2 separate regions of the Homo sapiens genome follow, and region 1 is linked to region 2. Evidence: read pairs that join two places in POLR2A ChIA-PET (ENCODE). Cell type or tissue: IMR-90. All regions are shown on one strand. Links, peaks and the distances in the headings refer to the core of each region. The heading gives the core; the rest is flanking DNA. Region 1 has its middle 190 kb from the start of LINC01705. Region 2 overlaps HHIPL2 (HHIP like 2).

The links. ChIA-PET counts read pairs that join two places held together with the same protein. Peaks named below come from ENCODE experiments on the same cell type or tissue, not always from the same donor. Only the 100,000 strongest peaks of a DNase experiment are listed, where the experiment ranks them.
Region 1: POLR2A ChIA-PET joins it to region 2 with 18 read pairs; 2 of 35 experiments call an interaction of 5 or more read pairs at or near these places.

What each region holds. Positions count from the first base shown.
Region 1 is chr1:222,248,449-222,253,829 of GRCh38, reverse strand. No RefSeq gene overlaps it. Among named protein-coding and RNA genes, the nearest start is that of LINC01705, 190 kb to the right of the region's middle. In IMR-90, for the core only: no CTCF peak of the experiment used is centred there; a DNase peak (open chromatin) is centred at 3,229; H3K27ac peaks cover 423 bases.
Region 2 is chr1:222,526,292-222,531,672 of GRCh38, reverse strand. HHIPL2 (HHIP like 2) reads left to right here. Exons shown (of 9, transcript NM_024746.4): 7 at 4,623-4,704. Among named protein-coding and RNA genes, the nearest start is that of HHIPL2, 19 kb to the left of the region's middle. RefSeq lists a silencer at 4,977-5,161. In IMR-90, for the core only: no CTCF peak of the experiment used is centred there; no DNase peak of the experiment used is centred there; H3K27me3 peaks cover 795 bases.

The sequences.
Region 1 (5,381 bases), core at 121-5,120, 280 kb after region 2:
GGGAGCTGAAAAGGGGATAGAGAGGGAAGGTAATCTTCCCCTGGTGTCTGGCCATCCCTGGCTGGACTCCTCTCTGAAGTTATGCCATCAAGCTATCCCTCTGAATTCAAGCTGCTTCTCTCCAATGTCCAACTATAGTCTCCAACGTCCAACTGCTTCTGCTGTCTCTGCTGGCTAAGCCTGGGGGTTTTATGGGCACAGGATCAGGGGTAGGGTGGGCCATGGGTGGTTTTGGAAAAGGCAACATTTGATCAGGAAAACAGGGATGTAACTTTTCACTTTGGGTGGCGGTATTAGGCTTTTCAGCTTGAGGGTGGGGCCCTTGCCAAGGACTTGGCCTCTTCTGCCCAGAATTTCCCTGCCTTCTGTCCATATCACTGGGATGAAGAATCCAAGGTAGGAAACTAATCTCTATTTTCTGGTTTTAATCAGTAGAATTCATTTCTCGATAGAAAATGTGTGTAATTCCAGTTCTACCTCTTTTCTCTTAAATATTTTTTCTTTTAATATTGTTCACATTTTATGTACTAATTAAAGAACCAGACATTGCAAACATGACACATTGATTTTTTCCACAATGTTTGTGAGTAACATATGGAATTGCTAACTAACAAAGTTATGGTTTGGTTTGTCTGTCTGCTTCTCCATTCGGGCCTCTGGCACAGCCTCCTAACTGGCCTCCCCGCCTCCAGTCCTTGACTCTTAAAAATGCAGCCTATCCAGAGAGTCCATGGATTCTAAGGGGCACAACTTACCTTATGGATGTCTTGCTTGAAACCCAGTAAGCCCTTTTGGTTGCCTAGAGCATGGTGTTGTCAGGACCAGCATCATCTGCATCACATGAGAACTCGTTAGAAATGCAAATTCTCAGGCCTTACCCCAGGCCTAGGAGGTCAGAAACTCTGGGGGATGGGGCCCAGCAATGCATGCTTAGAAAACCCTTCAGGTAATTCTGAATCAGGCTGAAGTTTGAGAACCTCTACCCAAAAGGATAAAAAACAAGCTGCTTCTTTGGAGAAGACCTGCTGCGGCCTGGTCCTCACCACCTTTTCTGGCTTCTTCTGCCCCATTTCCTGCTTTGCATTTTATACTATAGTAAATTGTCTGCAGTTGCCTGCATAAACCATTCTCTATCTCATTTTCAGTTGTTTACTCAAATAGGTCCTCTTGGTGCAAAATCTCCCTGCCCCTCACCTGTTCATTTCATGCTGATACTTGAACACTTAGCTCCAGGGTCATTTCTCTGGGAAGCATTCCTCCTGCCTCCCTGCACCTCCTTAAGGGCTCTCCCAGTACCCTGTGCCCATGGCTGTAATTAAGATAAACTCATCACATTATATTTATTTGCTTATGTCTATTTCTGTCACTACATTGTGAGCTCCTTTTATCGGGGACTCCACTTCTTTCATTTTTAATCCACAGCACCTAGCCGCGTATGCTTGACAGTGAGTTATTTGACTATCACTGAATGATTTATGAATGGGTGAAATAATGAATGAATAAATACTCGCCAATATTTCTGTCATATCTATGGTTCTTTTCCTGCATTCTCTATGGTCAAGTAAAAATTCCCTTTAATTCACCAGATGTGGCCAGCCCAAGAGATATTAATTATATCCCCTTTTTCAGGTTATCAAATGCAAGACAGATTCTTCCTGTCCTCTAACTTCCACATTATGCATTTTAAGCCTCCCACACTTGGTCCAAAGGCCAATCTTAGCTCTCTCCCAGTCAGTGACATTGTCATATTGTAAATTTGGCAGCAGCAGAGATACCTGATTGATTTCTGTCACTTATTATTCATTCAGAAATTCATTTAACTGAGTTTGCTGAGGTGTCATCGCGAAGCTAGTATGGACTGAGTCAGAGGAAGTGCTTTTTAAAATTCTACTTAATGCTCCCTTAGGGCTTCTCTATGCTGCCAGAGTAGAATAATATATTTTAAACAAGAAAGAAAAACAGCTCATTACTGTTTACTTATATTCCTATTTCTTCTTTTATTTAGGAGCCCTGTGTCTTGCTTGCATCAAAGACATGCATATTCAGACAATTTTGAAAATGAGACATTAAGTAGTCCTGTATAAAATAACACAAGCAGAAAACAAGACTGGTTCTAAAAGTCATTTCCGTTCTCCTTCTTCTGTATCCACACATCACCTGAATAATACAGATGTGCACACTTGCTGTTCCATCTGCTGCAGGACCTGCACACACAGCAACTCATCCTGCAGAGGTTGTCGGGCCATGCTGATCCAGGCACATGCTTCTGCGCACTTTCCTTTTGTCATTACAGATGACAGTTAGAAATATACCTTCTGGCCATGGGATTAGATAGACAGTAAAAAATAAATAGTAATGATGACAATTAATTTACTCTTTTAGGTCATTTGTATTTTTCAGCAGCCTTTCCCATTTATTCTCACAGTTTCTTTTATTCTGACAGTTGAGGTACATTTGTGGAAGTATCATTTTGGATTTACTGATAAAGAAGCTATGAAATTAAAAAATTCAAACTTGAAATAATTCAAACTTAAAGCTGTTGGAACTTTACATTTTTAACACTTTTTAAATTATAATTTAAAGAAAAAATTGACCATGTTCACTTTTTTTTTTTTTTTTTGGAGACAAGGTCTCAATCTTTTGCCCAGGCTGGAGTGCAGTGGCATGATCTAGGCTCACTGCAACCTAGATCCTCCCACCTCAGCCTCTTGAGTAGCTGGGACTACAGGTGCACACCACCACACCCGGCTAATTTTTGTATTTTTTGTAGAGACCAGATTTTTCTTTTCTTTTTTTTTTTTTTGAGACAGAGTCTGGCTCTGTCGCTAGGCTGGAGTGTAGTGGCACGATTTCAGCTCACTGCAATCTCCGCCTCCTGAGTTCAAGCGAGTAGCTGGGATTACAGGCACGTGCCACCACACCCAGATAATTTTTGTATTTTTAGTAGATACAGGGTTTCACCATGTTGCCCAGGCTGGTCTCAAACTCTCGAGCTCAAGTGATCCTCCCACCTTGGCCTCCCAAAGTACTGAGATTACAAGCATTTGCCACTGCACCTGGTGGGAGCTTTAAATTTTCCTGAGCCTTGAGAGGAAGGTGGCTATGCCATCTAAGTCATGTGGCTTGCAGCTGCAACTTCTGCCTTTTTCTTTTCTTTTTTCTCTAAATAATTAAGACCAAACAGTGCTGGAGCTAACACACTGACTCAGATCACTACCCCTCTTCAGGGAGTTATAGAGTAATCTGCCTTGGAATGTAGCAATTTTAACCAATTAAATTTCTGTGGCATATGCACTGATCTTGTATGGAAAATGTTGTAATCCTGCTAAGATTTCTATTTAAGTGGAACCTTAACTTCTCCACTTTGGAATGCTGACCCCATTTGTTTGGAGTTGGTGTCTTGGGTGGCTGTCCTCAGGCTTTGCACTCAAATAAACTGTACTTAATTATATTTTCTGAAATTCATTATTTAAGGCTGACAAAGCTGTGGCAGGAAATATGAAATCTCCCAAGGTTACTTAGCAGGTCACCCGTGGACTGGAAGTAGAACAGCTTTTTCTAGTTCTCATTTAGTTACTGGATAAGAAGGAGCCAAGATGGAAGGAGCCAGATGGCAAATTGTTCAGTAGAGTTTGCAGAACCTTTGTGCCATGTGTTAGCAGGTGTACCAGGTGCACCCACATCGTCAGGAAGGGTCAAAGCAGAGGTCTGGAGTCAGACTGTCCAGGTTTGAATTTTAGGTCTTCCACTTGCTTAATTGGGCACAATGAACACATTACTTAAACTTTCTGAAATTTAGTTTCCTCCTTTGTAGATGGAGAAAATTATAATAACTATTTCATGTGGTTGTTTGAGGCTTAGATGCATTAATACATAAACAGCTCAAAATTATGTCTTAAAGTGATAAGAATTACTCAATAAATGTTAACTCCTATTGTTATTCCACTCCAAATTCCTCTGTGAAGACCTGTGTCATTACAGCAATGAATCTATGTTGCTCTCTTTCTTCCGTGAACCACGGTCATAAAGAACTTTTTTAAATGACACAACTTAGCCACCAGAATATACTTGCTAATATTCTAATAATCATTAAAGCTATATTTGTTTCCCTAATTATGTTGCAAACTCTAGAGGCTGACTCTATGCTGTATACATCTTCTGAATCAATGCCAAGCCCTTAATTAATATTTGGGTGAATGACTTTTGGACAAAATGGCTTAGATTCTACTATTTTGTTTTTTCAAAATTGTTGTTAAAACAAACATTTGGCGGGGTGTAGTAGCTCAAGCCTGTAATCTGAGAGCTTTGGGAAACCAAGGTGGGAGGATTGTTTGAGGCCAGGAGTTCAACATCGGCCTGAGAAACCTAGCAAGACCACATCTTTACAAAAACATTTTAAAAAGTTAGCCAGGCATGGTGGTGCATGCCTGTAGTCCTTGCTACTTGTGAGGCTGAAGTGGGAGGATCACTTGAGCCCGGGAGTGTGAGCTGCAGTAAGTTATGATCATGCCACTGCTCTACAGATGAGGCAACAGAGTGAGACTCTGTTTCTAAAACAATAAAAACAAACATAAAATCTGCCTGGCATATTTGATTTAATATGCTTTTAGGCAAATTACCTTATTTACATTTTATGACACTGTGCAGGTGAGAACATTTTACTATACCCATTTCACAGATGACAAATATGAGCAGTTGAGCATCTACAAGATAGATATATTAAGTACATTGGCCAGAATTTGAACCCAGGTCTTCTGGCTCCAAAATTATGTTTCTTTTTTTTTTTTTTTTAAATTGTACTTGAAGTGTCTGGTTAAGTCAGACTGGACCAAACACCTGACAGTCATTTGCTTTACAAATTTCTTTTTTTGTTTCTCATTTGGAGATATCTGTTTAGGGAATTAAAGCAGGCTCATTCAGAATGGGCTACAAACCAGGATTCCAATTAGAGGGTGATACAAATAGGGTTGGAACACATCACCCATGCCCTCCCAGACCTCTGGATCAAGGCTGGACTGCCCAGCAGGACTGGTGGCAAGCACTGTCTCTCTTCCTGGCCACACCCACAGGGCAGTTGAGATTTTAGTAGCATAGCCAAGCAAGGATGATTTTTTTTAATGACCTGAAAATATAAAAACCTGAGAAAAGAAACAAAATTTTATAACAATTTCAAAATACTTATTAGAGAGAAGGGCTGTTTCCTAAATATTTGGAGAAAATGCTTCTGAATTGCAAACATTTACTGTGCAGATACTGCATTAAAGTAAAATAAACATCCAATCTTAGCTAGTTTTCTATGCCTAACAAAGATGGACACCAGTATTCCCTCCTATCTTCATATTTGGAATATCCTGAAGTGACAATTAGGGACAGGCCCTCCT
Region 2 (5,381 bases), core at 28-5,027:
GAGTCCAAGCAATTCTCCTGCCTCAGCCTCCCAAGTAGCTGGGACTACAGGCGCCCGCCACCATGCCCAGCTAACGTTTGTATTTTTAGTAGAGACGGGGTTTTGCCGTGTTGGCCGTGCTGGTCTCAAATTCCTGACCTCAGGTGATCTGCCCGCCTCAGCCTCCCAAAGTGCTGAGATTACAGGCGTGAGCCACCGCGCCCGGCTCCATGATGTAATTATAATGCTCGTTTCACCAATGAAGAAACAGACTGAATATGCCAACTTACTCCTTCCTGATTGAACCACACAACTCACTGTGAGGGGAATATCTATTCTGAACCACAGTTTTAGGAATGTGGAAAGGGCCAACAGCGGGCCAGACTAAATGGGCAGCGGGTGTTTATGCTGCCGGTGCTGTCTGGGAAAGGGACCTCTGGTGATCATCTCACTGGTTGGGCCAGGTTCTTTCCTGACCTTGCCAAGAGTCTGTGAGAAAAGGAGAATTTTATTTATTTATTTAGAAACCTGAGAAAAAGGTAGACATCTAGGTAGGAGGTTGCTCAGTAGACAGACTAGGCACGTGTTAAGGGAATCAGTGAAGCATGATGTGCACGTGTACACATGAGCGAGAGAGACACAGAGAGACTCAGCTCTAATACATTTCCAAACATTTTATCATCAGAAAGCCGATTTTTAACTTCAGCTTTACATAAGTTATGTTTCACTCTGAAAGATAAGGTTTTCGAATTTTAAATATTTCTCTTTTTTTATGTGAGGACAGTGAACTTTTCAGTATTTGGCACGAGATATCACCATGTTTAAAGACAGAGATAATAAGGTGATCTCTCAGGGTCCCTTCCACATCTAGATTCTCTATAGGTGAAAAAAAAATAATTAAACAACAGAAAACAAAACAAATCAAAAAACACAAAAAATACACAAGAAAAGAAAAAATTTAAAAAAAAAGATTCTCTATAGGTATAAACCAGAGTCTCAAAGGATTCTGAAGTATTTGGTTTCTTTCCCCTCTGGGCCATGAGGTGGCTGCCTTGGGACCTTCACTTGAGTAGGATATAAAGAGACCCAGTCAGCTCCCGGACCCTTTCCTCTCAGCTAGCCGATGAACAGATAGTTTGAGATGAATGTTTTATAGGAGCAGAGGAAACTTCAAGAATTTTGGAAACTTCAAGTATTTTAACAGGAAAAAGTCTATGTGAGTTCCAAATTGGAAGTCCAAACATATGAAAAAGGAGAGAAACCACAGGCTGGCAGGATGATGGCCAGTGGAAAGTGAGTGACGTGAAAGCTGCAGGCGGTGGTGGAGCCTCTCCTCTGCCGGACACCCCTGTGTCCAGCACCACCCCAGAGATTGGAACCCCAGAGGCAGGCCTGCCCAGGGATTCTGGGCTGCCATCTTCTGTGGCTTGCTCCTCTTCAGGAGGCCACAGAGAACCTGGCTTTGGTGGCTTGGTTTGTTGTGCTTGCAGACTTCTCACCGTAGAAAACAGACAGCATAAAAAAAAAACAACAGTCATGGTACATCTGGCAAACAAAACACAGTCCTTGGCTGAATTTCATGGGGTAGACTTGCCAACGTGTTCCCAAGCCTTTACCCAAGGGCGGCCCTGAGGCTGATGAGGCTGTTCTTGAGGCAAATTATTTTTTTTTCCAGAGTTGCTTGCTCTTGTGTTTTTGCATAAACTGATTCATATTTTCTGCCCTTGCCATATTCTTTTCCTCTGAGAGGCATTTTTAGATCTGAGCCTTATTTCATTATTTTATTATCAGTCCACTGGCTTTAGGTAAGTCACTTTTTACTTGGAACTTGAGCTCTGCCTCACCTATGGCTGCACTTCACATCCTGGGTCCTGAGAGTTGATAGCTGGTATGAATTGCTGCTGAGTGACTGGCTGGTGTGGAGCTGCCCATTGCTGAGGTTTAATTGATGGGATTTCTGAAAGTTAGTCACTGAAGGGCATTCCCAAGAGGGCTGGTCAAATGAATTCTGTTTGCAGTAAATTTGTATAGCATGCATTTTTGTTTTAAATGGCATATTATAGTTTTTTTGTTTTTCTCCCCTAAGATGTATATTAAAAATATCAGTTGGATGCTACAGATGAAATTCACTTCTAGCATTGTTTTCTCCTAAAAATACAATGGGAAGTCTATGGAATGTGGAAGACATGTAATTTACACAAACTGCAGTCCAGTATAGGCATGGTTTTCAATTTTCTTTTTAGACTGAGAAGGCCTTTGCATGGTTTCGAGGGGCCCCTGCCTGTGTACACGTGGACCTTTCGTAGACACCACATTTATCTAATGGTAGAATCACTCTGGATGGTGCCTGGGCTTCCCATTCAGACAAAGCAAACTGACTCTAAAGGAGGGTGTGCCCTAGTTCATCAGATCTCTTACATGGGGAAGATTATACATCTAGTTTGTCAGTACACAAATCATAGTTTGTTAGGCAGCTGCTACCCTGTGTAGGGGCTATGCAAAGACCATGAGGCTCACACTTAGCACAAGACAAACGCTGGTCTCTGTTCTCCACAAAAAGCAGTTGTTTAGAGCTGTTGTGTGGTGGCTCATGCCTGTAATCCTACTGCTTTGGGAGGCTGAGCTGGGAGGATTGCTTGAGTGCAGGAGTTTGAGACCAGCCTGAGCAACATAGGGAAACCCCGTCTCTACAAAAAGTTTAAAAAATGATCCTGATGTGGTGGCATGCACCTGTAGTCCCAGCTGCTCAAAAGACTGAGGTGGAAGGTTTGCTTGAGCCCAGGAGGTTGAGGCTACAGTGAGCTGTGATTGTGCAGCTACACTCCAGTCAGCAACAGAGCAAGACCTTGTCTAAAAAAAAAAAAAAAAAAAAATTAGTTGTTTAAATAATTCAGAGCTGTATAAAGCTTTAGGTTTTTCAGAATTGCAACTTAATAGACATTTTCTTTCATAAAATTGAGAAAGAATTGTGTAAGGCACATGACAGCAAGTGAGTTTAATTCAGTGTAATGGCACAAACATTGGGTCAGACAGATAAGAAAGTAAAAATAACTACGATTATCGAACACTTTCTTTTTTTTTTTGAGACGGAGTCTCGCTCTGTTGCCTACTGCACTGGGAGTGTAGTGATGCGGTCTTGGCTCACTGCAACCTCTGCCTCCCAGATTCAAGTGATTCTCATGTCTCAGCCTCCCGCATAGCTGGGATCACAGGCGTGTGCCACCACGCCTGGATAATTTTTGTATTTTTAGTAGAGAGGGGGTTTTGCCATGTTGGCCAGGCTCATCTTGAACTCCTTACCTCAGGTGATCCACCTGCCTCAGCCTCCCAAAGTGTTGGGATTATAGGCATGAGCTACCGCGCCCGGCCTGGTTATCTAACACTTTCTAATTGAATACCTAACAATCACTTGAGGCATTGTGATCCCCATTTTACAAATGAATAAATATCTCGAGGGCTGTGCAGGTGAAGAGGTCTCCCAAGATAGCATGGAGAGGAACTGGTGTTATCAGAAATCAAATCAGACTTCTGGGACTCTCCACTGGGGCTCATGACCCCATAGCATAATGTCCCTCACAAATAACTAGAAAGCAATGTGGAATGAGGTAGTTACTGTGACAAAAGAACATTTCCCTGAGTTACAACTGGGAGAAATGGTAAGGAGCAGGGGGCTCTTTCTAAGAGTGTATTAGTCCGTTTTCACACTGCTGATAAAGACATACCTGAGACTGAGACTGGGTAATTTATAAAGAAAAAGAGGCTTAGTGGACTCACAGTTCCACATGGCTGGGAAGGCTTCACAATCATGGTGGAAGGTGAAAGGCACCTCTTACATGGTGGCAGACAAGAGAGAAAATGAGAGCCAAGAAAAAGGGATTTCCTCTTATAAAACTATATAAAACCATCGGAGCTCATGAGACTTATTCACTACCAGGAGAACAGTATGGGGGAAGCTGCCCCCATGATTCAATTATCTCCCATTGGGTCACTCCCACAACATGTGGGAATTATGGGAGCCAAATCATTCAAGATGAGATTTGGGTGGGGACACAGCCAAACCATATCAGAGAGATACAGGAGAGAGTGGGTAGAGGTGATTTTTGTGGGGCATGGAAAAGACCGAGAGGAGAAATGGAGAGTGGGGAGGGTCACCAGGAAATAAGGAACTCAAGGACAGAATGAAAGAGGAAAATGGGAGTGAGGCTGAAGGGAAACAAAAGGACTAAAGAAGGGGCAAAATAAAGCGATTGACAGATGGTCCTCAGCCTGCAGACTGTATATATCCAAGTGTTCACAGAGGAAAGAGGTGGGGAAGGAAATGGAGATTCACGGAGGTGAAGTTTCTGAGGGCAAGGAGGTGATAAGGGGGAAACCTGTTTGGTTTGATAAACAAACATACACGTGAAATTGCCTCTGCTAGGCCATACACTGAGCTAGTCTTTGGGGGGTTCAAAGATGGACTTTCTCCTCAAGGAGCTCACAGCCCAGCAGAGCTGATGCCAGTTAGGTTTCTGGGATTCCGTTCTTGGCGCTCACTGCATTTTAGGGCCATAACCTCTTTTTGACCATTTTCTGTGCATCCAACTCTGTGTCTCAGTGCTGCCTGATGTCCCATTATTGCCTGTCTATTTTTGTTGCCTTAGGGGAGCTGTATTTCCTGGCGACCTCTTACCCAAGTGCCTATGCACCACGTGGATCTATTTACAAGTTTGTTGACCCCTCAAGGTGAGATTTGATGTCATTTTCTTCTCAAATGCATTTTTCTCATTTCTTATCTCCATGGCAGGCCATAAAAACAGTCCTCATTGTCCCGAAGCAAACTCATGTTCTAGATGAAAAGCAGTTTGGACAAATAATGGCATAGGACAATGCATCTATAGCAATTATGGAATACTTGGGAAACGGTCTCTTTGCAGTTGGACATGAAGACCTTGAGCCTTTCTAGGGTTAGTCTAGGTCTGTGGCTTTTTTTTTTTTTTTTTTTTTTTGAGATGGAGTTTCACTCTTGTTGCCCAGGCTGGAGTGCAATGGTGCCATCTTGTCTCACCGCGACCTCCGCCTCCCAGGTTCAAGCGATATTCCTGCCTCAGCCTCCCAAGTAGCTGAGATTACAGGCATGCACCACCATAGCTAGCTAATTTTGTATTTTTAGTAGAGATGGGGTTTCTCCATGTTGGTCAGGCTGGTCTTGAACTCCCGACCTCAGGTGATTCACCTGCCTCGGTCTCCCAAAGTGCTGGGATTACAGGCGTAAGCCACCATGCCCAGCCTTTTTTTTTTTTTTTAATATGCTTCTGGAAATGTCTGTCTGAGGTCATCTAACAACAGGTGTACACCTCTGAGCACCTGAGTAAGTACTGCTCCCCTGTCCCCTGGGCTTGGTGCAGATCTCCAGGTCTTTG